Linked DNA regions of Mus musculus: all the other regions are linked to region 5. Evidence: chromatin loops called from intact Hi-C (ENCODE). Cell type or tissue: heart. All regions are shown on one strand. Links, peaks and the distances in the headings refer to the core of each region. The heading gives the core; the rest is flanking DNA.

Region 1 (4,561 bases), core at 379-4,378, 230 kb before region 5:
CCAATAACAATGCCTTGCAGGGCCGTGGGTGTTAGGGGAAGTGGGGAGTGGGAGAGAATTCTCATCCTGCCAGAGTTCCGGTGCTCTGGGCGGGCAGACAGGAGAGGACTGCCAGACACTTTCCACGAGGCCCCACGGTGGGCATCTGGCTGTGTTAGGCCACTGACCACACACGGCGGGTGTTGGACAAGGGGCAGTCCCAGGTACCAGGTTCTCAGCCTCCGGCATCCCATGCTAGATACTTCGGAGTAGCTGAAAACAGAATAGGGGCCCCGGTGCGGCACTTGGCCCCCAGGGAGGAAGGCTGGAGAGAGCAGGGGGAAAGGGGGGCACTGGGTGGCTCCTATGCAGGTGAGAGTCCTTAGTCTGGTCTGTGGCTGCAGTGTAGGAAGGCATTCTGAAGGGAGGTTAGACATGGCTCAGCTCGTTAGGAGAAAGCCTATCCCATTGTCCAAGCATGGTGGGCTTTCAAGATCAGACACAGTCTATGGTTTTAGAGCTTTATTGTAGAAAGGCAGGGGAAAGAGAGAAGGTAGAGAGAGAGAAGAAGAGGCTGGCCATGGCTACGCCGAGAGAAGGAGGGAGAGAGAGAGAGAAGGGAGGCTAGAGAGTAAGAGAGGTAAAAGCTTAGAGAGAGAGAGGTGGGGCCAAGCAGTCCCTCTTATAGTGGGCTTAGCTATCTTGCTGTTGCTAGGTAACTGTGGGGAGGAGTCTAGCCAGAATGCCAGAAGCTTGGGACATTGTCTACATGACTGATAGTCACATGCCTCTCCTGTGGGGGCTGTGGGGGCAGTAACTTTGATAGGTTCCAGGGGTTCAGGAGACATGATCTAATGCTTTCCATCCCATGTAGGTGGAAATTATCACCCACCGGGTCCCACCGGGGTTCAAGACCTCAACTCGACTGGAGACCAGGCTGTCTATGCATAGCCCATTGACCCACAATGCCTAATTCTCTTCTGTGAGTATTTTAAATTTTAAAGAGGGGCAATTATGAGACTAAAAAAACTGTAGATCATCACATACAACCAAGCATGGTGATAAAGGCTTGTAATCACTCAGAAAGATGAGGAAGGAGGATCTGAAGTTGCCGGTCAGCCTTGGATACACAGTGATTTTGAGACTAGAGACCAACATGGGATACATGAGACTCTGGTGCAAAGTGGGGAATAGATAGGTAATTACTGAGACCCACACATGGTTGGGGTAGAACAAATGCTGAAACCGCTATTGGTTTCAGGTACTATCTGATATCATATGTGCATACAATGTATTTCAATAATATTCAATGCCCCAACTCCTCCTCCTGGATCCTCCCATTTCCCTCCAGATTGCTGCTCCTCCTTTCATAATCCACTGAGTTCAACTAGTGCTGCACCATTTACATATGTGTGTTGGACAACCTGCTGAAGCATTGGCAACCAACCGCGGACTACACCCATAAATTAAACAGATTCTCCCTTAACAGCTACCAACTGTCATAAGCTCCTCAGCCAGCGGTCAGGGGTCACGTGCCCATCCCCTAGCCATGCTGTTGACTGGCTTGTTCTTGTACAGACAACATGAAATTGCTTGAATCGATGAGGACAGCAGCCTTAGCACATACAGAAAACACTTGTTTTAGCCCAGTTCTCCCCAATGTTTGGCTCTTACAGCCTTTCTGTGCCTTCATCCTTGATTTGCCTTGGGGAATGCATGTGATATAGATGTCTCCTTCATAGCTGAACACTTGGCAGACACATCTTCTCTGAACTTTGACCATCTGGTAGTTTCTGTGTTAAGTGCTGTCCACAAAGCTTCTCTGATAAGATGTTGAAAGCTGCAGTCGTCTGTGGGCTTCACTCCAGCCGGAATCTCAGGTCCCACATTCCATGGCACATGAGGATCTGCAGACAGCCAGAAACAAACAAAAAGGACTGTGGGGCAATAGCCACATTCTTTTAAAGAGGCCTGACCCAGAGCAAATGTAAAGAGCTGCACAAATGGGAAGCCAGAACAAGTGTCAGATAGGGACTAGCAAACTCCACATAGAGACAAGGAGCTTTCTAGGCACAGAGCTGTCAATGGCAGGGTCTTGACAGCTTGTAGTCTGAAATTGGGCCACCTCAGACAGGGTAATCATGCCAATCTAAAGCCCAAAGACAGAGTGAGAAGTTTGATATCTGGCATGTACACCCAAAACTTAGCTAAGATGACCTGTCAGTGTGTACAACTAAGTCAGTCTTAAAGTGTCTCTCAGGCAAGTGGGTGACATATTCATATCCTGGCTTCTCTGATTTGGTTTTGAAAAGTTCAAGTGTCCATTTATTTCTAACTTAATTAGATAAATTCACAGGTGTTTTTTTTTCTAACAAGAATAAATTACTTAGGAGGCCAGTGAGACAGCTCAGTGGGAAACTGCTCTATCTGCCAAGCCTGTGGACCTGAGTTCAATTCCCTGAACCCACATGATGAACTGACTGCTGACCTCCACTTTCATGATGTAATATGAGCATACTTCTGGCACACACACACACACACACACACACACACACACACACACACACAAATAAATAAAATAAACATAAATATAAATATAAATGTAAGAAAAGGGCAAGTTATTGATCAGTTTATGACTTACTGCCAGACAATACAGTGTACAGTGGAGTGTTTTTCTTTGCAATAGGTTGTATGTGGCCAGCATCTGTGACATCTTCTTGCCCAAATAAAGTACCAAGTGATTCTACCTTGGCATTTGTACTTAAAATGGAGTAGCTGAGGATAAACTGCCAGTTTGTAAAATGGAGTCATTTGGGGGCAAAGCACAGACTGTTCTCTGCTTGGGGGAAGAACACAGCTTGCTCTTTACATACACAAAGATTTTTAATCATTTTCTTAATTTTATGTTTTCCTCTAGATCCTGTCTTTAGGGGTTCATTTTGTGCATACAAAGCACTCCATCAATGTAGTCCTAAATCAACTCACTCCAGGAGCTGACAGCTGTTAAGAGAGAGAGAGAGAGAGAGAGAGAGAGAGGCTTTAATTTATGGGTTTTAGTTATTCTGAAATACTCAGTTCCTAAGATGTTAGGTCTGGAACATAGAAAATATTTCAAAATAGTACTTTTTAGAATTAACATATACACTACACACATTTCCCATCAGTGACGTTGAAATGTACAATCTTAAACCATAAATCTGAAGTAAAGCTCTCAAATTGAATTGCCAACAAGTGATATTAATGCTACTTGACTCTGAACCACAGTTTGACTGGGTAGATTTTATAATACTGCTAATACATGATAAAAAAAAAGAATACTAGGAGATAAGTATGCACATTTATTTATTATGTGTTACATGACATGGGAGCCTTCAGAAATGAGGACCCAAAGAAACAGGGAAAACTATAATTGATTTATCATGGAAGCCAGTAGTGGACATTGGATCCCCTGGAACTGAAGTTTTGAGCCATTCTGCATGGCTATATGAAACTGAGCTTGGAACTTGAGTCCTCTGGAAGAGCAGTAAGTGTTCTTAGCAGCTGAGCCATCTCTCTAGCCAAGTTCAAGTGTAGTCAAAGTACATCATCATATAACCAACACTGAATAAAGGAGGTTTTTTTAAAAAGTAAGTCACATGTATATGCTATTTTATAATTACAAATTGTTACAAATTGGGGCTAATGAGATGTCTCAGCAGGCGAAGGCATCTGCTGCTGTCAATCTCCCAACTTGAGTTCAGTTCTTGAGGCTGATATGGTAAGAAAAAACTGGATTTCAAAAATGTGTCCTCTGACTCTGACTTCAATCTACAGAACACATGTGTTCTCTCTCTCTCTGTCTCTCTCTCTGTCTCTCTCCCTCTTTCTTCATTAAAATAAGATATAATTATACTTTGTTTTCAGAAGTCCTTTATTCATTGAATTTAATCAGTATCTTCCTATAGTTAGCTCTTGGAAGGTAGATATTGTTCTTTTACCTTTCTGGATAAATTTGTATATTTTGCTCAGGAAAGGAACTAAATTTTGTCCAACTTTGCATGATTTATATACTTTAAGAACAAACATCTACTGCCAAGGGAAAAGTACTGAAAAACAACTGATTCTTAACCTTAAGGTGAACTTGTTTAGCCAACTGTTATTTGCTAGGCAGGCATTTTTAGGGACATCCTCCTATATTCATGAGAAAGCATTGCCCTTTGTAATTATTACATGATTTTGTAGTGGTTTGTTTCAGCAGAGGTCTCTTGAAAGGCCATAAGGATTAGCACAAATCTTGGGCCATAGATTCATTCTTTTAGGGTAATGTTGTCCATTGTAGCATTAAATTCTTCATCCTGAGGTCTTCAGTTTGCATCTTTTTGACGTGAGATGTATCACCTTGAACTGAGTGTGTTATTTCACTTGATGATCAGCCTTTCTTAGATGAACATGTGCAAATTTCCCTAATAGAAGCCTCTTTGTCATTGTTACTGCAGGAGAATGGCACTTTAAGTTACCTTGTCTACATTGCTCTTTACCTGCTGCAGGTAATACATTGTCCCATTCTTCTGAGTCTTATCTGTGCTGATCACTATGAAACCAA
Region 2 (4,561 bases), core at 192-4,191, 350 kb before region 5:
CAGGCAGACATTGTGCTGGAGGAGCCAAGAATTTACATCTTGATCTGAAGGCAGCTAGGAGGAGTCTGAAATCACATATTGCATGAAATTTGAGCATAGGAGACCTCAAAGCCTACCCCCACAGTGACATACTTCCTCCAACAAGGCCACACCTATTCCAACAAGGGCACACCTCCTAATAGTGCTGCCCATTTCTTAAGTTCAGGTATTTTGTCACAGTAACTAGAAAGTAGCCATACCAAATCTCAGGACCGCAGCTTAATAATCTATCAGACCTATGATGCACTGTGAAAATACTGATTATGCCTTGTCTTTTTCTAAAAGGCAGAATAAGAGGAGACTATAGGACAAACACCTTAATGCCTACTCTTTTACTCTGTGTTTCCATCCTTCTGTTACCATTCTGGTCCCCGGAATACTCTCTTTGCAACCCTATGAGATCATCTACCCTCTTTATTTTATAGATAAGGAAGGAACTGCCACATAGGCCAAGAAATATAGCTACAGTTCAATAATTAAAAAAGGCCCAGAACTATGACAGTAATACAGGGCCAGCATGAATCAATGTACGTACTCTAGTGTTCTCTACTACATTCAGTTACAGCTATATTGTTCCTTCACTGGGTTAATCTCTCAACATTTCTCCCCCATACACAATGTTCTTATTTGCATGTACAAAATTGAGTTCTTCTACACATAAATCAAAGGTTTTCATATTTTACCCAATAATAGCATTGGACATGTGACATATTTGGCCTGTGACATTTATTTAACAACTCCTCCAAATGCTTAACGATAGAGATGTTCCAGGAATGAGTTCTATTTTTGAAATACCAAACTGAAGCTTGGAACTTGTTAGGGGACTGGCTGGCTCTTCCATCTAGCTATGCGAGTGAAAACAGCTGGCCCTTTAAATTGCATGTATTGTGGCCAAAACATTGTTTCTGCCCTTCAGTGAAGCTTTGAACCAGCTAGGATAACTCCTCCCTGCCTTCACCTTCCTTCCTCCTCTTTTTCTTCTTGTTTCTTAAGACCACTTTAGCATTTCAACAATTCTAAAAAGAGAAAAAGAAAAAGAAAAAAAAATCTCTGGTGAACACCACAAAACAAAAAGTACACAAAATTCAAAACAGTCACACTTGAATGATGCTTCTAAGATCAAAGGTGTATTTAAGCCACTCTCAGCCATCTACGATTTTCATAAATGAACTCTTACTGAAATTCAGCCTCATCCATTTATGTATGTGTTTTATTTTTGTGCTTATATGTGGGTGGGCACATGTATGTGGAAGGACAAAGGCCAACCTTGAGTGCTGTCTCTCAGAACTATCTACCTTTCTTACTGTCGTTTCTTCTGTTTTCTTTTTCTTTTATTTTGTTTTCCTTCCTTCCTCCACCCACTCTCTTTCTTCTTTTTTTATATTTTATTTTATTATTAGGTATATATTTCATTTACATTTCCAATGCTATCCCAAAAGTCCCCCACCCGCTCCCCCATCCACCCACTCCCACTTCTTGGCCCTGGCGTTCTCCTGTACTTTACAACTGCCTTAAAACTTGTCAAGTAGGCTGACTGGTAAGCTCAGCAGACCTCCTTGCCTCCACATCTCCAGCACTGTAAACACATGTGTACATCATCATCAAACTCAGACTGTATGTTGTGGTGTGTGTGTGTGTGTGTGTGTGTGTGTGTGTGTGTGTAGGGAGGGAGGAGTTCTAGGGATTTAACTCAGGTCCACATGCTTTTGATCACACTGTGAGCTTTGGACATATAAAATTGCCAGTACTTGATTTACATTTTCATCCAATTTACTTTAAAAGCAAACTACAGCGATTCCACTGAAAACTGGTGTTCATTTTATTGCAAACTATAGCTCTTGGGGCTCTAAAAAAAATTTACAGGCAATCAGAAATCTCGTTATAAATAAAATTACCTTCTCATATGCAAAACCATAAAAATGAATATAACCTATCATTTTCACTAAAAAAAAAAAAACCCAAAAAACAAAAAAACAAGAAACAAAACAAAAACAGTCAAAGAAGAAACTGCCTCACTGGCCTAGAAATGAGGCTGTTTGGCAGCTCTCGTTGACACAGATCTATTCGGCTTCATCTCTAGGAGTTCTGTCCACTGTATTTGGTCATTTGTGGTGACATTTACCAGCCACCTCTGCCCAGGCTGTTTTCTGTGAACATTTGAATGTCTACAACTCACTTGAAGAGTCGTATGACTATGTTTGCATAACATGGGTTATTGCAGGTCAGTGCTAACATAATAAACCTCTGCTCGAACAGCCTCAAGTTACACCACACCCATAGCTGTCAATTTCCATCTTATTGCAGACATATACAGCATAATAAGAGAGAGAGTGGGTGTGGGAATGAAGCCAACCTGGTCATTTGCTTGTTTTGTTTGAGACAGGACTTCATGTAGCCCAGGTTGGCCTTGAAATCATGATCTTGTCAAGATGGTTTTGAAATCCTGATACTCCTATACCCTCTTCCAAAGTGCTGGCATACTCTAGACCCATAGGAAACTCTGTCTTGAGTGGGGAGGAGAAAGAGGAAAGATGGGAGGAAGGGGGAAGGAGGAAAGAGGAAGGATGGGAACGCATATACTTACTCCATGTCCAGCTCAGATTTCTAACCTCTTCCTAACAGTGTGGGTTTGCACAAGGTTTGTAGCTTTATCAAGCTTTGCCTTCCTTAGCTGGATACAATACTTGTTTTGCAAAGGTTGTACAAAATAATGATGTGAAAAGGAGCCGTGAATTTGGTTCAGTGGGGAAAGCATGTGCTCTGCTCAGCATGAGTGATCCTAAAGGTAGCCATCCCCAGCACCATTCAAACATTTAAAAGAGATAAAAACCAGTTCTGTAAGCAAAGTGCTCCACAATGAGAACATATTCAAGGGATGCCTGTGAACAGTTGAGGAGGCCTCCACCTCCAGTCATTAGCTTCAGGATTGGTATTGTGACCATATGGACATTAGCCAGGCCTGTATGAAGTGTCCAAAGTGCAAATTTTAAGCACTCTTTCTCTGGTGCTCACTTTGTAGTTAGAACTAAGTAGGGGAGTGGGTAGTTAAAATTTAAGCACCCTTCAATTTTGTTCCTGAAGTACTTCTCTTGCCACTCCTCTTTCCCAGCCTCTTTGCCAGTTCTCCTTATCAGGCTGAGAAATTGCTCCTTTCCTTATCTGTGCAGGTGCCCAGTACCTCTCCCTAACCTGAAAGCCATCTCTTAGATGACCCTTCAATAACTAAAGGGTAAATGACTCACATAGAATCACACCATCACACCCTCCCAAACAAGTTTGCTTCAAGAGAGGATTAGAATGTTAACTCCAACGTGGCTGGTAGCACAGTAGGCAGAGACCTTGCCTAACATGGAGGAAAGCCTTGGTTTGATCCCAGCACTAGATGAGGTGATTCAGGAGGATCAGAAAAATCAGAAGCCCAAAGCCAACCTTGACTAAACGGGGAGTTCAAGGTCAGTCTGAGTCCCATCCAATCCTGCCTCCAAATAGAAAGAGAGAACTAAAAAGTAGAAGGTATGGCTCAGGAGAATAGAATACTATACAGGAGACCAGCAACCTCTGGAGACCCTGAAAAATCATAGCAATTGGCAGGGTCTCATGCCATCCTGGATCTCTAGGCAAATAAACATAAGTCACAGGAAGACCTTGAAGTAAGCCTGGAGGGATGGCTACGTAATCAGGAGAGAAGGGAAGACATTTCAGCATAAAAAAGAAAAAAGGGGCGCATCTCAAAGGATTTCTTTTTCTTTTCCTTTGTTCCTTCTCAAATCCAAAATAATCTGATATGTCAAGGGGCTTATGTGGTGGATGGCCCTGGAAATGGCTTCCAAAATATCTCCTCCAATGATGCTGATTCCCACGTTGAATTGGAGTCTGTAGCCAACTGAAGTGAAGGAATGTGACTTTCTTGGCTACCATTTAAAAAGCACTAGCTTAACTCCCCTGGTCATGTAGATTAATCACTCTTAAAGAAGTTTGCTGCTGCGTCATGTGAACTCTTACACAGTGAAGGGAACCACATGAGGAGGGAATCCAGGCTTTGAACCAAGAGCCAGCATCAATTTAGGAGTCATGTTAGTAAGTCATAGTGAAAGTGGATCTCCCCCGCCCCACTAGCCCTTGTAAAGCTCTAACTGATAAGTGACTCCAATCTACTGAGTATAATACTGACCTGATCAACCATTCCCAAATTCATGACTCAGAGAAAAAAATATAAGGTAGAATGAATGCGTTTTGTTCCTTTAAAGTATGAAGTTGATTGGTTGGTGTTTTGAGGCACGATCTCACAATGTACCCCAAGCTACCTTTGAATTTATAGTTATTCTCTGTCTCATCCTCCTGAGCACACTAAGTTTTTAAGAATTTTCTACATGGCAGTAAAACTAGAATTCAGGGTGGGTGGGTGAGTAAGAGCATCTTTTCATGATCAGTAAAATTAAAAATAAACTAAAAACAAACAAACAGAACCAAGCAACAGACCTGAGGAGACATTTCACAAAATTGATGTCCAAGTGATCAATAG
Region 3 (4,561 bases), core at 395-4,394, 570 kb before region 5:
AGAGAATAATAGGGCAGAAGCCTGACAAGTACTCCATATTCTCATTCATATGTAGAATACGTGTGTGAAAAAGAAAACTCTTCTTCAGGGCAACACACTTGGGAAGTATTTGCTTGTCAAATAGCTCTAATATGCACTGTGACACCCCCTCCCAACAGAGCTGGATTATACAGCTTTCCTAAACATTTGTCTGTGGATTATAATTTTTTTGCTTGTAATGTGTGTACTGAAACTAAGGGTTTCTCTTCCAAAATGCAGATTTAAAGGCCTGATGGAGATCCTCCTAGCCTGGTAAGCCCTTGAAAGTGTTCCCAAGTGTATGGTGACAGTCACTATTCTGCCACAGATTCTTATGTTTTTAAGACGGGGGGGGGGACCCTCAAACCATATTTCTTGAGCTGTTCATATACCGTTGGTCTTCTTCTTGATCAGAATGTGCTAGTTTTCCAGAGGTGACATTATTCCAAAGAGACAGTTGACAACAAGACGGATCATACTGCCGAAGTCAAGAACAAAGAAAAAGTAACCATGATAGATTCTTCTTTGATATCGGGGGAAGAGGATAATGTCTCCTTCAGTAACATCGTTAGTCATAGACAAGAGAAGCTCAGTACTTGACACAACTGAAAATAGTCCCTCCATGGACTAGGTTATCCTCTGCTGCGACTGAAGGAAATGTCTGGTGACTTAATAGGGAATATTGTACTTTCAAAGGCATTAAATCCCGTGGGTATAATTGAAACAATTACTTTCTGATCTTGAAAGAATTTCTACCTTCAAAACAGCAAAGCTTATCCAACCAAAGTTGGCTACTCTGGAGATATTATTTACATTGGAAAACAACATTAAATATGCATATGTATATACCAATAGTCACGTGTACACGTGTCTACCTGTAGATGGAGATGGCCATCATTAACTGTCTAGTAAGTATAAATAAAAGGGGCTAGAGAGTGGCTCAGTGATTAAGAGTATTTGCTGCTCTTGAAGATGACCAGGGTTCCATTCCTTGCATGCAGATGGCAGCTTGCAGCCATCTGTGACTCCAGTTCCAGTGGATCCGATGCCCTCTGTAGGCACCAAGTACATAAGTGTGCATAGACATGAATGCACAGTTGCACATATGTGTGTACATGTGTGCACATGGATGTAGAGGCCATAGGGAAGCCTCAGTTGTAGAAGTAGACAAGTTCAGGGTCATAAGCACTGGCATGGTGGTTTTGGGGTGTTAGAAAGTGAGATTTTCTCACTGTGGCACTGCTAAGATCTTGGATGACATTACTCTTTATTAGGGATTAGAAGGATCTGTCCTATACATTTTGGGATTTTCCACAGCATTTGAGTCTTGCTGCTGCAGGCCAGTAGGGCCCTCCCTTTTGCAGCTTATATACATTACATAGAAGGAAAACATATACTAAATTCTTAGTGTGGAAGTATGGGTCCGACGGCTATGATTTGAGAGTGGCTGGCTTTAGCCTTAAAACTTGCAAAATTAAGGGGCTATGTGCCTCCACCAAAGCAACTGCTTTGCCTAGGGGAGAAAAGGAGAAAGTTGCTGGTGCTGAGAAGTGAATGCTTCTGGAGATGCAATTTCTACTACTTTGGATTGACCTTGGTGAATGCTGTATTCACACCCAGTCAGGGGATCCCATTTGTGCTCAAAGAAACGGTCACCCACACGTGAACTGAGAATCCTAGAAGCATCATGAAAGCCTTTGTAAAGATCACATCTGCAGTGAAAAGTGTGAGGTGATCAACATCTCAGACTCAGGACTCAGTCAAGGGCATCCTCAAATTTACCACATACCTATATTTTCCCATGGATGATGGGGCTTTATAAAAATAAAAGGTCCTAGCTCAGTCGGTAGAGGCCTGCCTAGAATGCACAAAGACCCATGTCCCATCCCTACACATAAACTAGATGTGGCACAGACCAATCATACCAGCACTTGGCAGCAAGGGGTGGAGGTAGAGGCAGGAGGATCAAGAGCTCAAGGTCATCGTCAGAGTAAGGTAAAAAGGCCATCCTGAGTCAAACAAAAAGACCAAAGACAAGGTACACTGCCATCAGATCAGATCAGGAGTGTCTTTCTCTCATGGCTACCTCATTTTGATATAGTTGAAGGAGCTCAATTTGTCTACGGAGACTAAGGTAAAATAAGGAGCCTAACTTAGTCAGGCTTTGTTTTTCAGAGGAACCTAGCCACTCTTATGAATCGATACCAAGGACTGCCAGCAGATGGCAGTAAAGGTCCGCCTAGTGCTCTAGCTTTGGGCTAGCCAGGCGTTCAGGGTGTGGTATCTTCATTGTTGATTTTGAAACCTGGCCCCTCACCTGCCTGAAATCTGCCAGGAAAAAAAAAAAAAAAAGGTTAAAAGCCACATTCCCACTGTATCAGAGAGCACTCCTAAACAGGGTAGTGTTCGGGAACCTCGCCCTACACAGTCAGATAAGCCGTCTACGTGGATCCAATTCAGACCTTAACAAGTAAACTCCAGTGCAAATTTTCTATTGGCTCCCAGTGATGTCACTTGCTGCGGCTGGGAGGCTGGGAGAACTGGTTTTCTTAGTGTGGGGAACCTTTGTTCTCTGCAACACCCACCTGGAACCCTGGGGCCTCACTGTGAAGCCAGGGCCCCCAAGGTATCTGGATACAGCACACTGCTTTGCTCCAGCACACCTAGAGTGCCTAAGAAATGGAAGTGCAGAGCAAGGGTTAGGTGAATTCACGGTACAGGAATGACTCTCACCTGGGCTCCATGAAACTCAGTCCCTAAGCCAAGCCAGGCTTTGTGGAGCTTTAAGTCACTCACTTGATATTAGTTCTCCCCCTGGGATGGATGGAGTTCTTAAAAGGCCCAGAGTGGTTCCAGGCCTTCTGGATTGGTTCCTGGGTTCATTAAATCACCTCACCCTTTAACCACTTTAGACTCTTTACACCTCGGGCACATTTAAAATAATATGCAAACCTTAATGAGGCAAGGGTAGAAGAATAGAAGGCCTATTACTATACAAAGTTGATTTCTGCCTCCTCCTAAACTGCCACAATTAACACTGTTCCCAAAAGGTCAACTTGATTATTTGCTTTGTCCCTTTCTGAAAGAAGCACTTGTGTCTGGCTTGTCTTTAAATATCTGCAGGTCATCTAAGAGGAAGTCCGTGGTGGTGGTACTTTTGTAGGACCTGGCCATTTGTTTACATCCAAGCTCTTTAACCCTCTACAGCTGCAGGTGGAGAATCCGTGGTTCTTCATGCTCTGCCTGGACTTCACGCTCCATTTAGCTCAGCAGTGACCCAGGTGAGCCTCTGGCCACAATGACAGCGCCATTGCCCCTCCACTACTAATAATGTGGCGGCTGTAGTTGAACTTGCTGTTAAGTCCAACAGTTCTCTTGGGTAGTTAGACTAACTGTAGCCCTTAGAGGTGGAAGAGTCGGGCATGACTGTGAGGGTGTGGGAGAAGGAGCCCAAAGCTAGTTGCCAATACACTGAGCTGACAACATGGCCTGGCCGCCCCGCTCAAAAGCTGGGTGAGCTTATTTACAGAGCTCGTCACCGCCTCAAAGCTTCACTTTGTTCACCTCTACTATCAAGGAAGAAAAAACATTCCTGAGGCTTTTCTTAAAGGAGGGCTAAACCTGAGGTGCGCTGAGAAGTGACAGTGACTGACTTGTGGGGTGGGGAGAAGCCCTTTGCAGTGCTTGCCAATTTTCTCAGCGCACGTGCCCCCTCGTGAGAGGACAGTCTCTTTCTTGCCCAAGCTCGGCTTTTGCTGCCTTCCTTGGCTCCCATACCTGGCTTTCAGCACTTCTGTGATTGCGACTCTCTGAACACTTTTCAGTCTTTTCCATAATCCCTACGGATAAAATGAATACCTTTGTAGGTCTTTTTTTTTTTTTTTCATCTCTCTCCACCTTCGCACTTCCTCCTTCTCAAGCTCACAGCAAAATTACTAGATTTGGAATGTATGCTTATGGAATAAATGAAGGGGTGACTGGAAGCTGACATTAGCAACAGTGAGGCAGGGCCTCCAGTGCCGACCTCTTAAAGCAGAAGAACACGAAATCATTTCTTTTGGGGAGGGTAGGGGGCTACTGCAGCCCTTCCTGCAAGGCATCCTGGGATCTGCAGGGAAAAGCAAGACTGTCTGGCGGAAGCAGCCCTCCCCACAGAGACCAGCTATGCGTTTGTTAGCATTTTTCTGCAGGAAGGGAGAAGTGGATGTCGGAATGCAAAGAGACATGGACGGTGCTGCAGGCATCTTTGTTTCTGTAAAGCTCCTACCTGGATCTGGCCTTTAGACAAGTTGCTTACTTCCTTACTTTTCTCATTTATCTAATGTGACAAAACCTGTGCTCAGCTTACTTCTAAGACATAGGGAAAAGAAACAATAGGTGTTCGAGCAGGCTTTTTAGTCCTGCCACAGAATACGTGGCCACCAGTTGTTCCCACGTGCTGCTAAGAAGGGGCAGGGCCACTGGGACAGTTCACATTCATTCTCACGGGAAGTGAAAGTGAGTCGCGTTGCTCTGTGTCTGTCATGTGACAGCTGTAGGGCAC
Region 4 (4,561 bases), core at 314-4,313, 140 kb before region 5:
CAGTTGGATGAAGTTTCCTAGTAGGGAAACAAGGATGTTATTTGTAAAATACATTGATGAATAGGCAGTTACAGCAAAGCAGGGAATTCTCCACTATAGGTATCGCATAGGTTGTTTCTTATCCAACAACATTTTTAGAAGGGAAGGGATCCGTTTGTATATTCCAAAAAAGGATTTTACTTGATAGTCACAAGGGCATTAGCTCAAACACAGCACTAGGCAATAAAGTGCTACTAAAGGTACTAAAGAGATTGCAAGGTAATTTGGCTCCAAACATGCAACATTCCAGCTCTCCACAATCACTGAAGACTTAGTCAGCATTGTAGAATCTTCACACAGCTGTCCCCTGGAGACTTCAGTTCACATTCTCTACCTTGCAGTAAGATCTATCCACTGCACAGGACCCAGCGGAAGTAAGAGCCCACACAAGATCACTTCCGTTAGGAATCCAAGCACAGCAGTGCCAAGGGTGGTGTGAGAGACACTGAAAGGGGGTGGACTCTATCCTCCCAATCTCTTCCAGAAGCTGTGCCCCATTTGGTATTAATAACTAACACTTTATCAAGATAATAGGAATTTCCTCACTCACATAACTTAGACCTTATCAACCTAGCATATGGCCTTGTCTTTTCCCAGTGCTATCACAAAAAGGACAGAAAATCCAAAGACTCCTCTTTTCCATGTGAAACTCTTTGAACCTTCTTTTGTCAACAAAAAGAGACACACAACTTTCTACTGGCTTTCTTTTTTTTAACAGGGATCTCTAACAGCCATGGGTCTTCTGCAGTAAACTCATATAACCTTTCTGGAATTATCCAAGTGGGGACTAAGAAGGGCGTGTAGTGTTTGCTGCTACCAAAGCATGTGTGAGGCAGTGAGCTAGTTTGACACAGACTGGGCCCAGGTCCTGAACCAACATGGGCTATATGGACCAAGGAACATGCACTTGGTCTTATTAGCAACTTGATCCTCATAATCCTAACTCAATACCAAACATGATATGTTTGCTGGAATCAAAATCTACGTATCTCATTAGGTCCATGTTTTGAAGACAATTCAAAGTGTCTGGCAGTTCCAAGCTTGCCAAAGAAAGGAAATGCAGCCCACTCATTTCTGAACCAAGGCCTGCTAGAAGGTTTTCTTTGGTTACAGTCAGGAAGCAGTATATCAAATACAGTGGAGTCCTGTCCATGGACAGATTGTCTCGGCACAGTGTTGCTCTTCAAGTTAAATGTTCACCAGACAACTTGGGTTCCAAATGACTTAAGGACAGAATTTTCATCTGCTTCAACCTTGGCTCTAGTTGAAGAGAGAATGATTACTTTAAAGTAGTCCTCCACTGACAAAGATATGTTCAAGAAGATTTGAAAAGCATAGCTATGAACTAAGCAATAGATTTGTGATTTGCTTGCAGAAAATATACTCAACACTGTTTTGGTCTTAGGAGCTCCATTTAAAATTGTGATTTTTTTTCTTAGCTGGATTATCTTTCTCTACAAGATTAAAAGTACAAGACTACACAAGATCACTCCTGTTAGGAATCCAGAGTACTCCACCACAGCAGCAAGGATGATGGTAGAGATGCTGAAAAGACACTGACAAGAGGATGGGAGGATAAAGTCCACGCTTTTTTAGTGTCTCTACCACCACCCTTGGCACTGAAGTAGAGTCCTCTGGACTCCTAACAGGAGTGACCTTGTATGGTATTTTACTTTTCATCTCATAGAGAAAGACAATTCTGTTAACAATCACAACTTTAAATGAAGTACCTAAGACTAAAAGAGTAAGCTGGGCATGGTGGTGCACGCCTTTTATCCTAGCACTTGGGAGGCAGAGGCAGGTGGATTTCTGAGTTCAAGGCCAGCCTGGTCTACAGAGTGAGTTCCAGGACAGCCAGGCCTACACAGAGAAGCCCTGTCTTGAAAAATATTTTAAAAAAGACTAAAGGAGTATCAACTAAATTAGTATTTCTGACTTAAGAGAAAATGGGTTAAAATAAAAACAGCTTATCCAAAAAGACTATGTCATTTATCCCCACCCAAAGAATTTCAATTTCTAACTGCAGCTTTTTTGCTTGGAACTGGGAAGTTAACCAACACATAGGAAAAGGTCATAGTCAGGGAGTACCCTGGAGTAAAGAGATGAGGCTGCTCACTGCAGGCCCCATCTGGCCACGTGAGTAACTACAGATCTGTGGCTCACTTAGGACCAGATGGCTCCAGAGTGCTCCAGACTAAGACACAAGAGCAGTTTCCATCTGGCTTGCTCCTAAGTGGTTTTGGACTCACTCAAGAAAGTTTCAAATACTGATGACAGAGTCCCATCCTAAAACTTCTAATGTCATAGGTCTGGGTCTGGCCTAGCCATGAAGGTTTTGAAAGCCCTGCAGATAATACTGATAGACAGCCATGGTTGGGAAAAATTGTTTTAAAGAAGAACCTATTGGTCTGTTTTTACAATAGCATCTTCTTGGAACACAACAGCCATTTGTTCACATATTGTCCATGGTGCCTTGAGTACATCAATGGCAGAAATCAGGAGTTTCAACAGAGATGGGAAAAACTGCAAAGGCAAAAATGATTATTATCTAGACTTTCACAGAAAAAAAATCTCCACTGAATGTAAATATTGAGGTAATGAGGCCTCAGGGTCTTTCCTGTTTTCCTGTTGCCTTACAAAATACATGGCATTCTCAAGTTGTGGCTAAGGACACCCGAGGAGGAAAGGCCAGGCTAGTTTGTGTTAGCAAAAGCAAGGAAGCTATGCTCTGAAAGACACATTTCCCAAAGAAAAGAGCAGAGGTGGGAAGGAGTGAGCTTTAGGGAAGAGTTTCTGGAAGCTTTTGGAAGATGGAGGCTTGGGAGCTGTCACTCTGGAATGTGAGGCACTGCAGAGGTGGATGAATCTGGTGAATTTTTTTAAATGTGGCTGTCTGAGATGAATCATATTCCCCTTAGTCTGAGAGGCTTTTGTAAAGTTGCATACATTTCTCATACTTTTTTCTTTTGAAGACATCGGGTTAGTCTTTTTGAAATGTGCTCCAATGAGCACAGTAGAAGGTGGGTTTAAGCCACAGGATGAACACACTAACAGCTAAGCCATCTTTGACAGCTTTGCAACAGTGGGCACGGAGCATCTAGAAAATTAGCAGCAGAAAACTAAGAAGTGAAGTAAGAATCAAAAGGCTTACAGAAGAGCAATGTGGTATTTCTGGGTTAGTTTTCCCAGCTCTAGGTGGTTCTGATGAGACCTGTCCAAATTAGTATCTGCAATCCTCCTGGTCACCAGAGCCCACAATATCCACTCCTACCTCATTTTGAGGAGTACCAAGCATACTGACACTAAAATGCCACCGATATTAATGAAGTGACCATACTGCATAATCCCCTTGTAGATGCAGATTGCCATCACCCAGAATCTGGGCCTTTAAAAAATAGAGGGGAAAAACTAGACCGGCTACAAATGCATAATTCTGAAGAAGCCTTTCCAGAATAATCAACAATCGCCCCCACTTATTCTATGGCCTTTTGGTCATTCCAGTGGGAGAAGAATGGTTTGGGAGCTTGCATCCATCAAGAGATTTCATAGCAAGGTGATCCATGAAATCAACATAGGTCAAAGTAAAGCATAGGGCTATGCTTCCCTAGAGCAAGGACCAAACCTGGGATGAGAGGCAAAAAAGGGCATCTGAGCTGTTACACAGTGTTCCAGCATTGTAGAGCCACATGAACTAGTGTTTATCTCCAATTCAGAATACAGTAGTCATCATTATCACTTACTCATCATCTGCCCACAGGTTGGACCCTGAGAGCATCTGACTCAAGGAGTATTGGGATAAAACGTCACAGGATGCATGTACATTCGCAGAGTACAGTTCAAAACCCTAAGCTTTCATTTTAACCTGTCCCCCCACTTGTGTTTGTGATGCTTTATCTTTCTATGCATGCTTACTGTATTATCTCATAAAGTCTGCTTCAGGCCATTTTTACTGCCACAATAGAATACTACAGACTAGATGACTTTTAATTGACAGAAATGGATTTGCCCCATGGTTCTAAAGGCATGGAGATCTGAAAGCATGGTACTAGTACCTGGAAGCAGAATCACACATTAGAAGATAAAAGGACAAGTGAAGGGAGAGTGATAGGGATGGAAAGATGAGAAATGAGAAAGGAAGAGGAGAAGAAGAGGGAAGGGGGAAGGGAGGAGGAAATTTCTGCCTTTTATCAGGAATGTATTGCAGAATTGCTAAACTACTCCCGCAATGATGGTGTTAATCCTTACCCTTATTACCTAATCATCTTTGAAAGGTCCCACCTCTCATCACTGTTGTATTAGAGATTAGATTTTAGCAAGTGAACTTTGGGGAACAAGCTTAAACAATAGCACTTTGATGAAGTATAATTTGAATCAGAAAAGGTCCATTTATAATTAATCTTCCTACACAACCAAATGTCCATAACCAATGAATAGATAATGAAAATATGATACCGGCATACAATAGTATTTTATTCAACTGTAAAGAAAAATTAAATTTACACTAAATGAATGGGTCTGGAAG
Region 5 (4,561 bases), core at 284-4,283:
GAGGCAGAAAAGAAAATAATCAATAATTTTTTAGAAGGAGTTGAAGAGAGAGCTGGTAGATGACTCAGTTGTTAAAGCACTTGCCTCGCAAGCATGCCGACCTGAATTCAGACCCCAAGAGCCCTTGTAAAAAACTGGGCATGGTGGTCCTTACCTGTAAGCCCAACAATGACAAGATGACAAGCAGATCCTTGGAGCACACTGGCCAGCTAACCTAGTCGGCTTGATGAAGTTCTAGAACAGTGAGATAGCTGATCTTCAACAAAAGGCAGAAGGCACCTAACGCCTAATGTACCTTTGAAATTATTTTCTGACCTCCAGCTTCATACACATATGCACATGCGCACTTGCATACACATGGGAGAAAAGATGTTTGAGTTAAGCCTCATTCGTGTGAACAATCCATTCAGAGCCCAATGTTCATTTTAGCTTTGGTTTTCAAATCCCACTTAGCCTGTTATGGCACAGCCTTTTCCCTGACTTGCTTCTTCAGTGTCCAGGTACCTGCTTAGATCTATGTAGCACACACATATAGCCGCAATACAACAACCATTCTGTCTCGCAACTGCTCCTAAGAGCCTCCATGTCACCAGCTACCAGCCAGGATCAGAACAAGTTTGTAGCAAGAGCTTTGAGGGAAGGGATAGTATTGTTTTTAAGTAAACTTTTTAAGGATAGAGATCAAAAGGACCGTCTTCTCATAGGACCTGGCCACCACTCCTGCATATTGTATCCACGTTAACAGATGATATCACTACTTAAAAAAAATAGAGACTGGTAGGCAGTTCAAGAGAAGAAAATGGTGACAGATGACAGTTCCCATATGTTGTCTCTCCAAATCAAAGAAAGAGTTTAAGATGATTGATGGTAAATGTATGCCCTGCCCTGGCTGAGAGCCCTCACACTAACCCTGTAGGCTGAAAGACATAAAAGCTGAAATTCACCCTCTGCTCACTTCCAGGGGGTGAGTCACCAACAGCCTTCCTCACGTTTCTCTGGGCGGAAAGCAGGAGACTTTCCAAACAAGGCTGGGGTTTTGCCGTTTCCTTGGCTCCCTTCACACATAGCCCAGCCATGACCACATGCAGTGACAGGCAGGAACCCATTGCCTTATTTGGGAATGCTGTGGCCCTCTTCGTAGGAGGACCAGAGAAGAGTGAAAAGTCCACATCGAAACCACAATAGCTGACAAAAATAAAGGGAACTCGATCAAGGAAGAGGACAGTTTATCGAGAACAAATATAGAAAACTGTCTGATTTCCCGAATTAGATATTTCCAGGCCCATGGCTTTTTATAGGTCCTTGAGGAAAATACCTAGACTCTTCCATTTTCCTGCAATGATGTCTCCCACTTGCCTTCTAGCGGTACTGCTGGTTGTCTGCAGTTAGCAGTTACTGCTAAGCCAGCTGTTTTTACAAAGGATATTATGTGGGTTTTATTCACCCATAATCCTCTGGGCTAGTACTTCACAAGCCTTGCTCCAGCATGTGCTGTGTGACATTCATTGTGTACCGCTGACAGCAGGGACCCTGTCGGTTCCACCCCACCCCCAACAAAAAAGTAGTGGTGCGGTGAGAAAGAAGAGTAAGCATGTCTGAGCAAGACAGTTTCCCATTAGGAGGGCAGAACTGAAGCAGAACCCTGCTGATCTCCACCGTGCAGGCGAGGCCTCCGCAGAGAGGCCGGGCTGCTCACCCTAGACGAAATGCCTAAAGCTGTAGAGAGACAATCCAGGGATCCTGTACCCTGCAGAGCTCAAGGTGGCTCCCCGCAACCCTTTATTTTTTTTTACGCTGGTTTTCTCCAAATCTAAGGTAGCCCAGTGCTGACAACGAGAAGCAAAGTGAAGCCAGGAGGCTCTGGAAGTCTTGGGTGTGTCGTCTCGTGCTGGAATGTGTGTCCATTGTCAGCTCCAGGATCCCAGAAAAACAAAACAAAATCTCTCCTCCGAGGGACGAGCCTGGTAATTCACTGGTAGAGGGAAGAGCGCCCTCTGCTGTCGCTTGAGATTTTCTGGTTTTGATTTCAAAGACAGCCGTCACACTTCATGTAGAACAGATTTAGGACATATTGTCTGCACTAAATAAGAAAGACACCCTGGGTGTAGACTGTATTAACCAGGTTGTGTTCTGTGTCGTGTGAGAGAGGCCTGAGGGATGACTGGGGAGTCACTTGAAGGCCATTTCATGTGGCTGCTGAGAGAACCATAGGAGAGGTTCTGCAAGGTGTCCATGTCCAAGACTAGAGATTGAACGATTGTTGAGAAACAGCGTTTTCTTTCAGTGGGACTGTGGCCTAGCCAGAACCTCCATTAAATTTCCCTATCTTTTCCCCAGGAAGGCACTCTGAGTACATACCTCAATTTGTTTCTTTGGGAAAGAAAATATGCTTTCCTCATTTATTTCCTCATAAAACCAAATGGCTTAGCTTAGAAATGCTTTATGAAGATAAGAATTAAAGATAAGCACATGTGACCCACTGTTATGAAAAATCCGTTATGTAACTCAATATGCTACCTTAGGGACATGTATGAGTTTGACCCAGACATTCACTTGCCTTAGGAGCTAATTCCAAATGCAATTTGCAACTCACACTTAAATCATAGTTATAATTAATGATTGGGTGATGGAAATGGCCACATAATAAAAGGCCATAAGTGACATGGTTTTAATCCCTTGGTGTTGAGGGTTGGTCTGGTGCTGCTATGTATTCAGATGCTTAATTCTCTACCCCAAGATCTGGTTGCCCCAAGACAAAGTCAAAGACACCAGCTTTTGGTATACAAACCTTGCTCCCCAATTTAAAACTTGGTTAAATAAAAATGTCTACAACCAATTACTGAGGAGAATAGAGAAAGGTGGAGTTTGAGTTACTGGGCTGGGGGTCACAGATAAGGACCACAAAGAGGAGGGGAGAGGAGAGGAGAGGAGAGGAGAGGAGAGGAGAGGAGAGGAGAGGAGAGGAGAGGAGAGGAGAGGAGAGGAGAGGAGAGGAGAGGAGAGAAGAGAAGAGAAGAGAAGAGAAGAGAAGAGAAGAGAAGAGAAGAGAAGAGAAGAGAAGAGAAGAGAAGAGAAGAGGAGGGAATGAATGTCACCAGAAGACTTCCTAGAAAGGGCTAGGTTGTAGACACTTGAACTATACTGGTAGTCATGGGCAAGACAAGGAAGAAGTAACTCTGAAAGACCCTACAGAAGAAGTGATATGGCAATCCAGTGGGACGGTGAGAGGTCAAGCAGAAGGCAAAATCACGGTCTCAGTGCCACATTTATGCTACTGTAACCAAATTCCTTACCCTAATATAGATTCGCTTACTGCTAATAAAACAAACTGCAGTGTTGAACCTTCAATTTTGAAATAGTCAAGAAGGGTTTCCTCTGAAATCCCCTTCTGGTTGTCTGTTTCCCTCTCTTCCCTTTATGTGCCATCATAATTAGCATGCACATGCATGTGATCACTGCTCTGGGGTAGTGGTTCTGAACACGAGGCAATTTTGCTCCTCAGAGGACCCTGTCTGTGATGTTTAACTTCTCCTAGGGAAATGGGGACAAGTATATATTCATCTCAGGGCACCAGTGACAGACCAAGGGAACAATTCCATCCAAGAATCTAGCATGGTAAACTAATATGTTGACTAGGGTTAATTACAGGTGCAGGGATGACTCAAAGACAAATCTGTCATCAAAAATCACATTCCAGTATAGACAATGAATCAAGAAAGCTACATCCCTGGAGATCCATGCAGGCAGCTATACCCAACCCTACCCCAGCAACTGCCCCCTGCTTTTATAACTTTGGAGAATGGCCGTGTGAATTTTCTAACTTTTCATGCTTGGTAAGTTTTATGAGCTTCCTGAGCCTTGTAAATTTCCTTAGGTTCCCCAGTCTCTGGAGTCTCCTTCACCTACCTGGGAGTGAAGGTTTCAATTTGGCTATTCTACTATGTGTAAACTATTTTGTGTCTGTGCCAAGACCCAATTGTCAAATAAGTACTGTGAATGAGAACCCTTGATCAAACCAACCATATCTACAAAGTCGAGAAGGAAGAACCATTCTGGGAGAACTTTTCATAAAGCAGATCAGGGATTCTCGATTGGAGATTATTTTTGCCTGTCAAGCAATGAATGGAGATGGTTTTCCTTGTCCCAGTCCAGGAAACAAATTGTTGCTGGCATTTAATAGTTGCAGGCTAAGGAGGATACTACGCATCTTACAATATACCAGTGGTCCTAAATAGTGACAGTGCCAAGATGGAGAAATCCTGTCCCAAGATCACTTGTGCTAAAGCCACAGGAGTCCCCATTGGTGTTTTCACGCTCTCTTTTAACTGTGCACTTTGGATCCTGCACTTCAGAACTGTCTTTCTGCTTCCAAGCTAGTTTTGAATGTCTAGACGTTACACAGCTCTAACACAGAAACAAGGGTCTGAGAAGGACGTTTGGCACAAAACCCAGCCCTAAAGCAGATTCACACCAGAGAGCAGGCCAGTTGGCCGACAAGGTTGAGCCAGGACAGGCAGTAAGGACCGAGACAAACCATAGTCACAATTCAAAATGACACTCA
Region 6 (4,561 bases), core at 296-4,295, 430 kb before region 5:
AATGCCTCTTAGAAATTCTCTTACACAAATTAACCAATGTAAGAAGACCTATTTTAACTGCTGAAAGGTCTGTTGCATGGACAGGGGCCCTGGACTGTATAAAATGGAGCCATTAAGTGGAACAGCATGTGTTCGTGACTCTCTCCTTTCCAGTTATGAACGTGATGGGGCCAGCTGATTTAAGCTCCTACCACTTTGGCTTCTCAATCATGATGTACGATAACCTGGAATTGTGAACCTAATAATCCCTTTCTCCTTTACGTTGGTCTGATAAGGTATTTTATCATAGCAACAGAAAGGAAACAAAGCTATTCTCCTAGTAGAGGGGATGGGCCACATCTTATATCCTATTTAGTATCTTCCTTAAAGTGCTATGATCCTAGCCTGAAGCAACCCTGAGGTAAGGAATTGCTAGTAAGGCCAGATTCCTAAGTTATGACCTCATATCTTACTTTTATGAAAGTGCTAAACGCAGAGACTCGTGAGCTTTAATCTCAGAGACCTCTCACCTGTAACTTATTTAAAAGTAAAGAATTAGTATTGTTGATTGATCTCCTAACCCAACTTCAAATGGTGGGCTGCAAGAGTCATGAATATTTCACCTAAAATCTGTCTCAGTACATCTCTAGCTATCAAACCTTGAAGGAATCTTTGCCATTGGAACATAAGATCACCCTTGTGTTCATAAAGAGTTCAAGACAAGCCTGGGGTACCTGGCCTAAAACAGCTATGATGAAAAATAAAAAAGGACAGCTCAGTGTTGAGAGTATTTCCTGTTGTTCCCCAGGACCTGAGGTAGAGTCCCAGCACCCACTAGATGGTTCACTATCATCTACAACTGTGTTTTAGGAGATTTGACTTCTGTTGACTTCTGTGGGACACAACATGTTGTATACAGACATACATGTAGGCAAAACACTCATGAACCTAAAGCAAACATGAAAAATTATCATCATCATGATTATAATAAAATATATGTTAATCAAATAGTAGTGGATATTAGTGGACATAGATTCTCTTAGTCAGTACTTATTTCCCACTTTGTTCACTGAATTCTTGATTTTTACGAAGTTGATTTTCCTTTGAGATGACCTAATTGGGGCTTTAAAAAAAACTGGCATTAATTAATTAATTGTGTGTGCTGTTGTTGAACCCCAGCAGTGTGCTTATAGAGAACAGAGGACAACTTGAGTTGGTTCGCTCTTTCTACTGTATGGGTCCTGGGGATTGAACTCAAATCATGAGGTTTGCTTACACATCTTGCTGATCCAGTCTCATAGATCTTGAAGTGCTCATGCAGTCAAGCAAGAAGAAGAAGAAGAAGAAGAAGAAGAAGAAGAAGAAGAAGAAGAAGAAGAAGAAGAAGAAGAAGAAGACCCAATGGGCGTGAGGTCTGATTTTCAACATGAAAACCCAAAGCATTCTTTTATAACTTTTTTTGATCACTGTGTAAATAGTTCAGACGAACTCTTTTTTGAAAGGGCAATATTGTGCACAGTTGTTTTTATTTGATTAAGCTTCAGGACTAATTTGTAAAGTGCTGTGGGATAGACTTGTCAAGCTCAAGCCAAGCAAAGATCATTCAGTCTCCACCCTCTCTCACATTACTCTGAAAGAACATGTTTTTAGAACACAGTCACTCCCCTCTCCCCTTTCCTTCAACTCTGATGTATTGTGGCATATCAGAGAATTAAGCAGCATAGGGATGGGTAAAAGGATCACAGGGACAACAAACACATCCAAGTTTATGGAGCTAAGTTTCACCAGTTCATCTCAACCCAATCTTTTGATACTGAAACTAGAAAGAGACTTTTTAGAGCAGGGGTGGTTAGATGGTAGAATGCCTGCCTAACTAACATGCTAGAGGCCCCGAGTTCCCACCTCAGGGTTAAAAACACATTTCACAGTCAAAAAGAAAGAGACGGTTGTGGAACAAGGCAAATTTCACTCTTGATCAATAGGTTGTGCTCAGAGGAATGAACACACAGAGACAGGAAGTACACTTGGTTTTATTCTAACACAGGTGGTATCTGTGTCATTTCCTCCTTGGCTGAGGTCTGACCTCGGAGTCTTATTTGATTGGCTAGTCTGAAAAGAATTTGTGCAGAGGAAATGAAGGAGGGAGGGGGAAAGGGCTGTTGTTCTAAAGGGAAAAGGGTCACTGCTTCAGGCCACCAAATTCCTGGAATGTAGCTGGGAGCTTTCATATGAACAAAGATTTTGCTGGACAGGAGGGGGATTAAAACTTTTACATAAAAGTCATACAAGGTACAGAAGATTTATATATATATTTGAATTCCTTGTCTTAAAACACAAACTTTATACTATTTGATTAGAAAAGGCTCATACTTAGTATTTCTTATACTAGCACCATCAAAACAAACTGAACATCCAAATATCAAATGGAGTGCTTGTTACACCCAAGTGAGATGCTATTAGAAGTCGAAGCTGATTGTACAGAGATTCAGTGAGCTCAGAAGAAACAGAGCTATATATAGAAGCATGACTCTCCTGTTATTTCTGAAGGCTGCATTTACACAGTAAGGATGCAGATAATGCAATTAGTCATGGCATTGATGGGCTGTCTACCGTTTTCCAGATCCCTTGTTGGGTACTGGGTATTTAGCACCTCATGAAACTTCCAAATTTGTAGGGGGTAGAAAGCTGAGGCTTTAAGTAAAAAGCTGAAAAGATAGATATGGAAGTCACCAGGCAAGGTGATGAGGGGTTTGCAATGGATTAACAGCCTGGTTGGCAGAGTGCTTGCTTGGCATGTGTGAATCCCTGGGTTTGATCCCTATGACAGCATCAAACTGCATGTGGTGCTGTATATTAGCCCTTGGGAACAGGGAAGAGGATTAGAAGTTCATGGCTGATGTTGGTTATATATGGAATTTGAAGCCAGCCTGAGATTCCTGAGACCTGACAATGAATGAATACATCAATAAATTAATAAATAAGAAAGATACATGAAGCAATAATACAGTTCTTGGGAGGCTGAGTGAAAATAACAAGTTCCAGGCCAGCCTGGGCTACATAGGGAAACCATGTCTTAAAAAAAGAAAAAAACAAACAAACAAACAAACAACAACAACAAAAAAAAACAAAGAAATTAAGAGGGAATAAGACTTTAAAAAGATATCTCTCCAAAGTAGCTTTTCAAGTAGTTAATACCCACATGAGAAGTTGTTCAGCATAATGAGTCATTAGGGAAATGCAAATAAAAACCACACCCATAACAGCAAATCTCATTTAAACAAAGCACAAAAACCAGTGTTGGTGAGGGTGACAAACAGCAATTCAAATACACCATTTGTTATTGCTTTGTGTTTGCTATTCCTTTTTAATTTTCTATCTTATTATGTAGCCCAGGCCAACCTTGATCTCATTATGTAGTCCGGGCTAGCCTGGAATTCAGTGAAAATCTTATCTCAGTTTCCTCAGTGTTAGGAGTAGAGGCATGAACCACACTGTGCCTACTTTTCACACACTGTTGCTAGGAATATAAAAGCGTAGAGTCACTTTCTAAAACGGGTTGCCTGTAATTTAGCTCAGCAAATCCTCTCCTGGGAGTCATACCCGAGAGAAAGGAAAACATGCACAGGAACATCCATACAAATGGTCACAGTGGTATTATTTGTCATAGCCAAGACGGGTATTGAAGGGGGAAGGGGCTTATTCTGGCCCACAGTTCAAGAGTACTGGCTGTCACAGTGGAAAGTCAAGATGAGAGGAATATAAAGCAGCTGGTCACACTACATTCACAATCAGAAAGCAGAGCGAGAGATGCACCCTGCCCAGCTTGCTTTCTTTGTTTCTAGAATCCAGGATCCCTTGCCCAGGGAATAGCCCCGCCTATAGTTAAACTGGGTCTTCCCACAGCAATTAATGTCCTCGAGATCACAAGCACACCTAGGCACTCCGTCTCCCAGTGAATCTAGATTGTGTTGCGTTATAAATTAACATTATCCATCACAACGAGGAAACAACCCCTGTTATTAACAGGTGAACAGCACATACAATGGGATAGATAATAGAGTGGAGTCATTAATATTCAGCTTTTAAAAGGAAGTACTAATTACATTATTACTTGGGTTAACTTTGAAAGCCTTTGTCTAGGTGAAAGTAGCCTGTCACAGAAGACCACAAAATTGTATGATTTTCTTTATTAGAAATGTCTAGAAAAGCTGAAACCAGAACCAGAAAGTACCTTGGTGTTTAATAGGGACTGAGGGCATGGTGACTACTAACAGCTATAGGTTTCCGTTGGAGTGAAGAAAATGTTCTAAAGCTAGCCGTCATGATGTTTGCATGTGCCAGTCAACATATCAGTTACTTTCTTTCCTTCCTTCTTTTTTTCTTTCTTTCTTTCTTTTTTTTCTTTCTTTCTTTCTTTCTTTCTTTCTTTCTTTCTTTCTTTCTTTCTTTCTTTCTTTCTTTCTTTCTTCCTTCCTTCCTTCCTTCCTTCCTTCCTTTCTTTCTTTCTTTTTCTTTCTTTCTTTCTTCATTTCTTCATTTCTTCATTTATTTATAGACAGGGTTTCTCTATGCACTCCTAGCT
Region 7 (4,561 bases), core at 357-4,356, 550 kb before region 5:
CAACTTTCTATTTTAAATAAGAAGAGAACACAGTGCTCGCCATTGTCCCAAGAACTTGATCTTCCCACAACTCCTACAGTTCCTTATCACCACTTGTCCACTTTACAGAGAAGAGTTAAGAGAAGAATGATCGACAGGAGGACCCGGACACTTTTAAGACAAACCCTCTTATTTGCATTTCATTTTATCCGGATCACCCTTTCTTTTCTATTTTTCTGCCCAGTGGGCAAGGGAAGCCCGTTTACAGAGGACTCAGTTCCCAGGGCAAGTTGCTTCCTCTCTTACAGGCTGCCTGCTCTTTTTCAGTCAGCAGCTAAAATAATCTGCCTGCTACGCTGTTACGAAAGTAGAAAATTCTAGATGTTTACAGATTCCACTCTTCAGTCTCCTCTGGCCGCATAACTTCTGTAAGGGCTAATCTTTCCTAAGGCAAACAGGCAACCAGGGTCAAGGCGATAGCATTCCTTTGTCATAGGAAGACACGTACACGGTGACAGCTGAGTGAAGGAAGGGACACTGGAATCCAATGACCCACCGAAATGGTGTCAGTGTAACTGCAGCTGCCAAGCAGAAGTCAGAAATGCACCCTGCAAGATGTGTTCTGTGTTTCAACAATGCAGTGAACTCCCTCCAAGTGGACATGGGGAGAGAGAGGATGTGTTACCAGAGAAGTGACATCTAATGCGCGCTCAAACAGGTCTAGGGCCCCATCCAAAGGGCAGAAAGGCAGTCTCCCAAGTAGAGCATTAACTGGGGAACCACATGGGTCACCTGCTCCTCCCTACCCCCATCTCCTTCCTCCCAAGTAAAAGGGAAGTAGATGAAGAAATGGGGAAGTCCAAGCTGCTCCAGCAGCGGCAGTTTAGGGTCCCTAATAACACTTGACATTACCAGAGAGGCAAAGCCTCTGCCATAAAAATGCTTAGCAAAGGCTTTCTGGAAACATCCCTCCAGGGCACAGAAAAGGAGAAGGAATGTTTTATAGTTCTCTGTGTCTCAGATATAATCCCAGCGATGCCCTTTTAAAAATATCCTACGGAGCTACCTCCAACCACCTGCCACTTGCAGGCACAAGCTTGGTATCTGTAATTACTTTTTAGTAGCAAGTGGGTCCCTGCGACTTACGGACTCAGGTGCCATTTTGAAACCGGCACATCTCTACCTGAATCGTCCACATGTGTTGCAGGGAAAACCTTCCCTTCAAAAGCTAGTTCGCGCTTCAGCTTCAATCCTCAGATAATAGAGCTGATGGACTTGTGGTCTTTGGGAATCCTTGGCTCCCATTAGCAATCACTTTTAATTGATGAAAATAAGAAAAGGAAAATGAACTTCCTTATTGTCAGTCAGTAACAGAAGTTGACTTTGACTTAATTTTGAAGGGGCCGGCTGTGTTCTCTCTGAAGCCCCCTTACACCTAGCAAATGTTAGGCACTTGACTCGATTGCTCACGGAAATTATAGCAAACAATACAAATGCTGCGGCGCTAAAACTTTTCTTTTAAAAATCCACTCAAGGATCCTTTATCGCCCTCTCAAATCAAGGGGGAGACAAGCGAGGGAGACAAAGAGGGCCGGGTGGGGCTGTCCACTGGTCTGAAAGCTGAGTCATTGGAATCAGACCCCAGCAGCTCTTGTATGAGGGACACCTCACCCTATCTTGGGGGCGTTGGCTGCAGACAAAGCCGGTTTCAAAGTAAAGAAAAGCCTGTCCCCTTAGGTGCCACTCAGGCCATTAGTTATCACGCATTGAACCTTAAGAACAGGTTTGGGCGGCTGCTGCAAAAGTTCATGATAATAAAATAGACGTCAAATGGGGGGGAAAGCATTTTGAAGGCGTTTGTTCCTTTTCTAGTTCCGCCATCGATGTGGTTCAAAGGCGCTGGTGAATGGGGATGTGGGGGTTGGGAGGGGGTCTGACAGCCTCCGAACGCCCTTCCGGAGATGCGGCGCGAAGGAGTTAAGCCGGACTACGAGTGACATCACCTCATTTGCATAGAAGCACACATAAAGCGGCGTTCGCCGCGCCCCTCCCGACAATCCGCAGCGGCTTCTGAGCAGATCAGACTCTCCTCGTTCGCGCAGCTCGCTCGGGTGAGCCCCAGGGCCCCTTCCTTCTGTCCTTCCCTGCCTGTCCAGCGCAGGCACTTGCCCCTCATCCTCCTCGTCCTTAAAGCCAAGTCCAAGGCATGGTAGTTTCGGGGAATTGGGGGGGGGGGATGCTAAACTCTTCCAGATGCCGAGTAACGGGAAGGGGAACTTGATTAAGAAAGAGAAAACCCCATAAAATTGGGCATTCTGTTGCGCAGCTTAGAGGGGAATTGTTTTTTTTTTCTCCTCGACCCTCTCTCCGAAATATTTTCCCTTGCCTAGCTAGCTGTAATTAATCAGAATTAGAAAGATCCTTTGTTCAAACGCTCTGTGCTCCCCTTAATCGCCTAATGGCTTCGAGGGCTGTTATCTGTGGCGGGTTTAACCTTCCCGGCCTTTAGCGTGAAAATTCGGAAGCCCTTGCAGACGAATGTATGCAAAGGCCGTCAAAAGGCCCCTGTATGCAGATCAAGATGCTTTTGCGAGAAGTGGGGAGGCAGTTTTGTGTGCCAAGGCAGCATTGTTGGACTAGAGAGAGGAGAGGAAGCGAGTAGGGCGGTGGTCGGCAGCTGGCGGCGTCAGCTCCCCCGCCTTTGTGAGGAGGAGAAAGCTGGACCGCCTGGCATCTTTTGGAGAGCAAGCCCTTCTAGAAAACGGAGATGCGTATTGCGACCTTGGCTCCTTTTTAAGAGATTTTACTAGACTTTCCCCCACTTAAACTGGAAATGGCTTCGATCTATCCAGACTTTAATTTTTTCAAAGCTGCAATGTTAACATTCCGCAATGGTGAATTTTATTATACGGGAATACTCACCTTTGACTATTTCCACCTTCGTTCTTTGAATCTTCCCTTTGGGAATATTAAGGGGGAAGATTTTTTTCCTATAGAAAGAGGAAGATCTTTAGAGAGGACTCGACAAGGAAAGCACACAGAGGGAGAGGCAGTAGGATTTCAGGCTTTGGGCTTTCCGGCGGGGTGGGGGTGTGCTTTTGGAACTGGGAGAGGCGAGGGTGGGTGGCTCTTTCTTAGCTCTGGTCTTGGCTTTTGTACCTGCAGCTCCTTCCAGCAACCATGTCTGACAAACCCGATATGGCTGAGATCGAGAAATTCGATAAGTCGAAGTTGAAGAAAACAGAAACGCAAGAGAAAAATCCTCTGCCTTCAAAAGAAAGTAAGCTGTTCGCCCCCACCCATTTTCAGAACGGGCTGGGCGGGAGCAGAGCAGAGCGGGGAGCAGCGGCCGGGAGGAGGAAGGGAGGGGCAGCAGGGAGGATGGGGGGGGGGGCTGCGGGGGAGGAGTCGACAGTTTGATGATGATGAATATGGCCTGCAAAGGTTAATTAAAAACTGTTTTGCAGTCAACAAGCGCCGGGCTCTAGTGATTTAATAATGGAATATTTCATATTCCATATTGTGCATATACATTTATTGGGTAACTGTACTTCTGTTTAGCATGTCTTGCTTAGCGAGGCTGCTATGTGTCTTTCTAGAATTTTTATAGGGTTTTTAAATGGAAATCATGTCATTTTATAGAATGCTCTAAGTCTCCTTTTTTTTTTCTTTTCTTCACAGCAATTGAACAAGAGAAGCAAGCTGGCGAATCGTAATGAGGCGAGCGCCGCCAATATGCACTGTACATTCCACGAGCATTGCCTTCTTATTTTACTTCTTTTAGCTGTTTAACTTTGTAAGATGCAAAGAGGTTGGATCAAGTTTAAATGACTGTGCTGCCCCTTTCACATCAAAGAATCAGAACTACTGAGCAGGAAGGCCTCCCCTGCCTCTCCCACCCATCTGATGGTCTGGCTAGCAGAGAGGGAAAAGAACTTGCATGTTGGTGAAGGAAAAAGCTGGGTGGGAGATGATGAAATAGAGAGGAAAATTCAAGATGGTCAAAGATGTCCTGCAGGATGTAAAATGCAGTTTAATCAGAGTGCCATTTTTTTTTGTTCAAACAATTTTAATTATTGGAATGCACAATTTTTTTAATATGCAAATAAAGTTTTAAAACCTGATTGGTGTGTCTGCTTGGTGACTGGAAGGAGTAGTTAAATGAGTGATAAAACCCTTGCAAAACTGCCTTGCCTCTTGGTCACTGGGACATAGAAGAGACAAACGTAAACTGCCTTGGCCTAACAGCTCTGGCTTAGTCCAGGTCTGTGAAATACCCTGTCTATAGCAAATGATTGGGAGGTCATCATAAGAGTTCCTCATGGGTTACATGGAAGAGTTAATGAAAATATTTGAAATTGGTATAGCCACCATGGTTGGAAGAAGGGGGCTGTGGAATGAAGGGGTAGGGGGGAGGAACTCACGTGTAGTTAGAGCCTTTCAGGAGTTTTGGAAAGCCAACATTGAATTTATTACATATCACTCAACGCAAAGGGTGTTGGTTTGGTACACTAGCATTAGGTATCAACATGAACTTGGCTAACCAACTATCTGGTATTGAACAAGTGGAATTTAGGGTAAA

The links. Peaks named below come from ENCODE experiments on the same cell type or tissue, not always from the same donor. Only the 100,000 strongest peaks of a DNase experiment are listed, where the experiment ranks them.
Region 1: it touches region 5 in a loop (2.1-fold over the local background); 2 of 42 quality-filtered maps call a loop at or near these places.
Region 2: it touches region 5 in a loop (10-fold over the local background); 6 of 42 quality-filtered maps call a loop at or near these places.
Region 3: a loop joins it to region 5, with 10 times the contacts of the local background. A loop is called at or near these places in 41 of 42 quality-filtered maps.
Region 4: it touches region 5 in a loop (2.7-fold over the local background); 11 of 42 quality-filtered maps call a loop at or near these places.
Region 6: it touches region 5 in a loop (4-fold over the local background); 6 of 42 quality-filtered maps call a loop at or near these places.
Region 7: it touches region 5 in a loop (15-fold over the local background); 7 of 42 quality-filtered maps call a loop at or near these places.

Annotation. Positions count from the first base shown.
Region 1 is chrX:166,892,712-166,897,272 of GRCm38, reverse strand. No RefSeq gene overlaps it. Among named protein-coding and RNA genes, the nearest start is that of Gm30354, 10 kb to the right of the region's middle. In heart, for the core only: no CTCF peak of the experiment used is centred there; no DNase peak of the experiment used is centred there.
Region 2 is chrX:167,010,797-167,015,357 of GRCm38, reverse strand. No RefSeq gene overlaps it. Among named protein-coding and RNA genes, the nearest start is that of Gm8817, 57 kb to the left of the region's middle. In heart, for the core only: no CTCF peak of the experiment used is centred there; no DNase peak of the experiment used is centred there.
Region 3 is chrX:167,231,304-167,235,864 of GRCm38, reverse strand. No RefSeq gene overlaps it. Among named protein-coding and RNA genes, the nearest start is that of Tmsb4x, 24 kb to the right of the region's middle. In heart, for the core only: a CTCF peak has its summit at 2,240 (motif pointing right); a DNase peak (open chromatin) is centred at 2,344; H3K27ac peaks cover 319 bases.
Region 4 is chrX:166,794,170-166,798,730 of GRCm38, reverse strand. No RefSeq gene overlaps it. Among named protein-coding and RNA genes, the nearest start is that of Gm36547, 28 kb to the left of the region's middle. In heart, for the core only: a CTCF peak has its summit at 2,152; no DNase peak of the experiment used is centred there.
Region 5 is chrX:166,658,460-166,663,020 of GRCm38, reverse strand. Gm1720 (predicted gene 1720) reads right to left here and starts at 996. Exons shown (of 9, transcript NR_046015.1): 1 at 945-996; 2 at 155-234. In heart, for the core only: CTCF peaks have their summits at 1,352 and 1,990 (motif pointing left); DNase peaks (open chromatin) are centred at 980 and 1,830; H3K4me3 peaks cover 580 bases; H3K27ac peaks cover 1,061 bases.
Region 6 is chrX:167,086,584-167,091,144 of GRCm38, reverse strand. Gm15232 (predicted gene 15232) reads left to right here. Exons shown (of 4, transcript NR_168066.1): 4 at 1,273-2,968. Among named protein-coding and RNA genes, the nearest start is that of Gm15232, 13 kb to the left of the region's middle. In heart, for the core only: no CTCF peak of the experiment used is centred there; a DNase peak (open chromatin) is centred at 2,104.
Region 7 is chrX:167,206,635-167,211,195 of GRCm38, reverse strand. Tmsb4x (thymosin, beta 4, X chromosome) reads left to right here and starts at 1,978. Exons shown (of 3, transcript NM_021278.2): 1 at 1,978-2,090; 2 at 3,145-3,259; 3 at 3,661-4,102. The coding sequence starts at 3,160. The coding sequence ends at 3,695. In heart, for the core only: no CTCF peak of the experiment used is centred there; DNase peaks (open chromatin) are centred at 775, 2,025, 2,605 and 3,295; H3K4me3 peaks cover 3,300 bases; H3K27ac peaks cover 2,856 bases.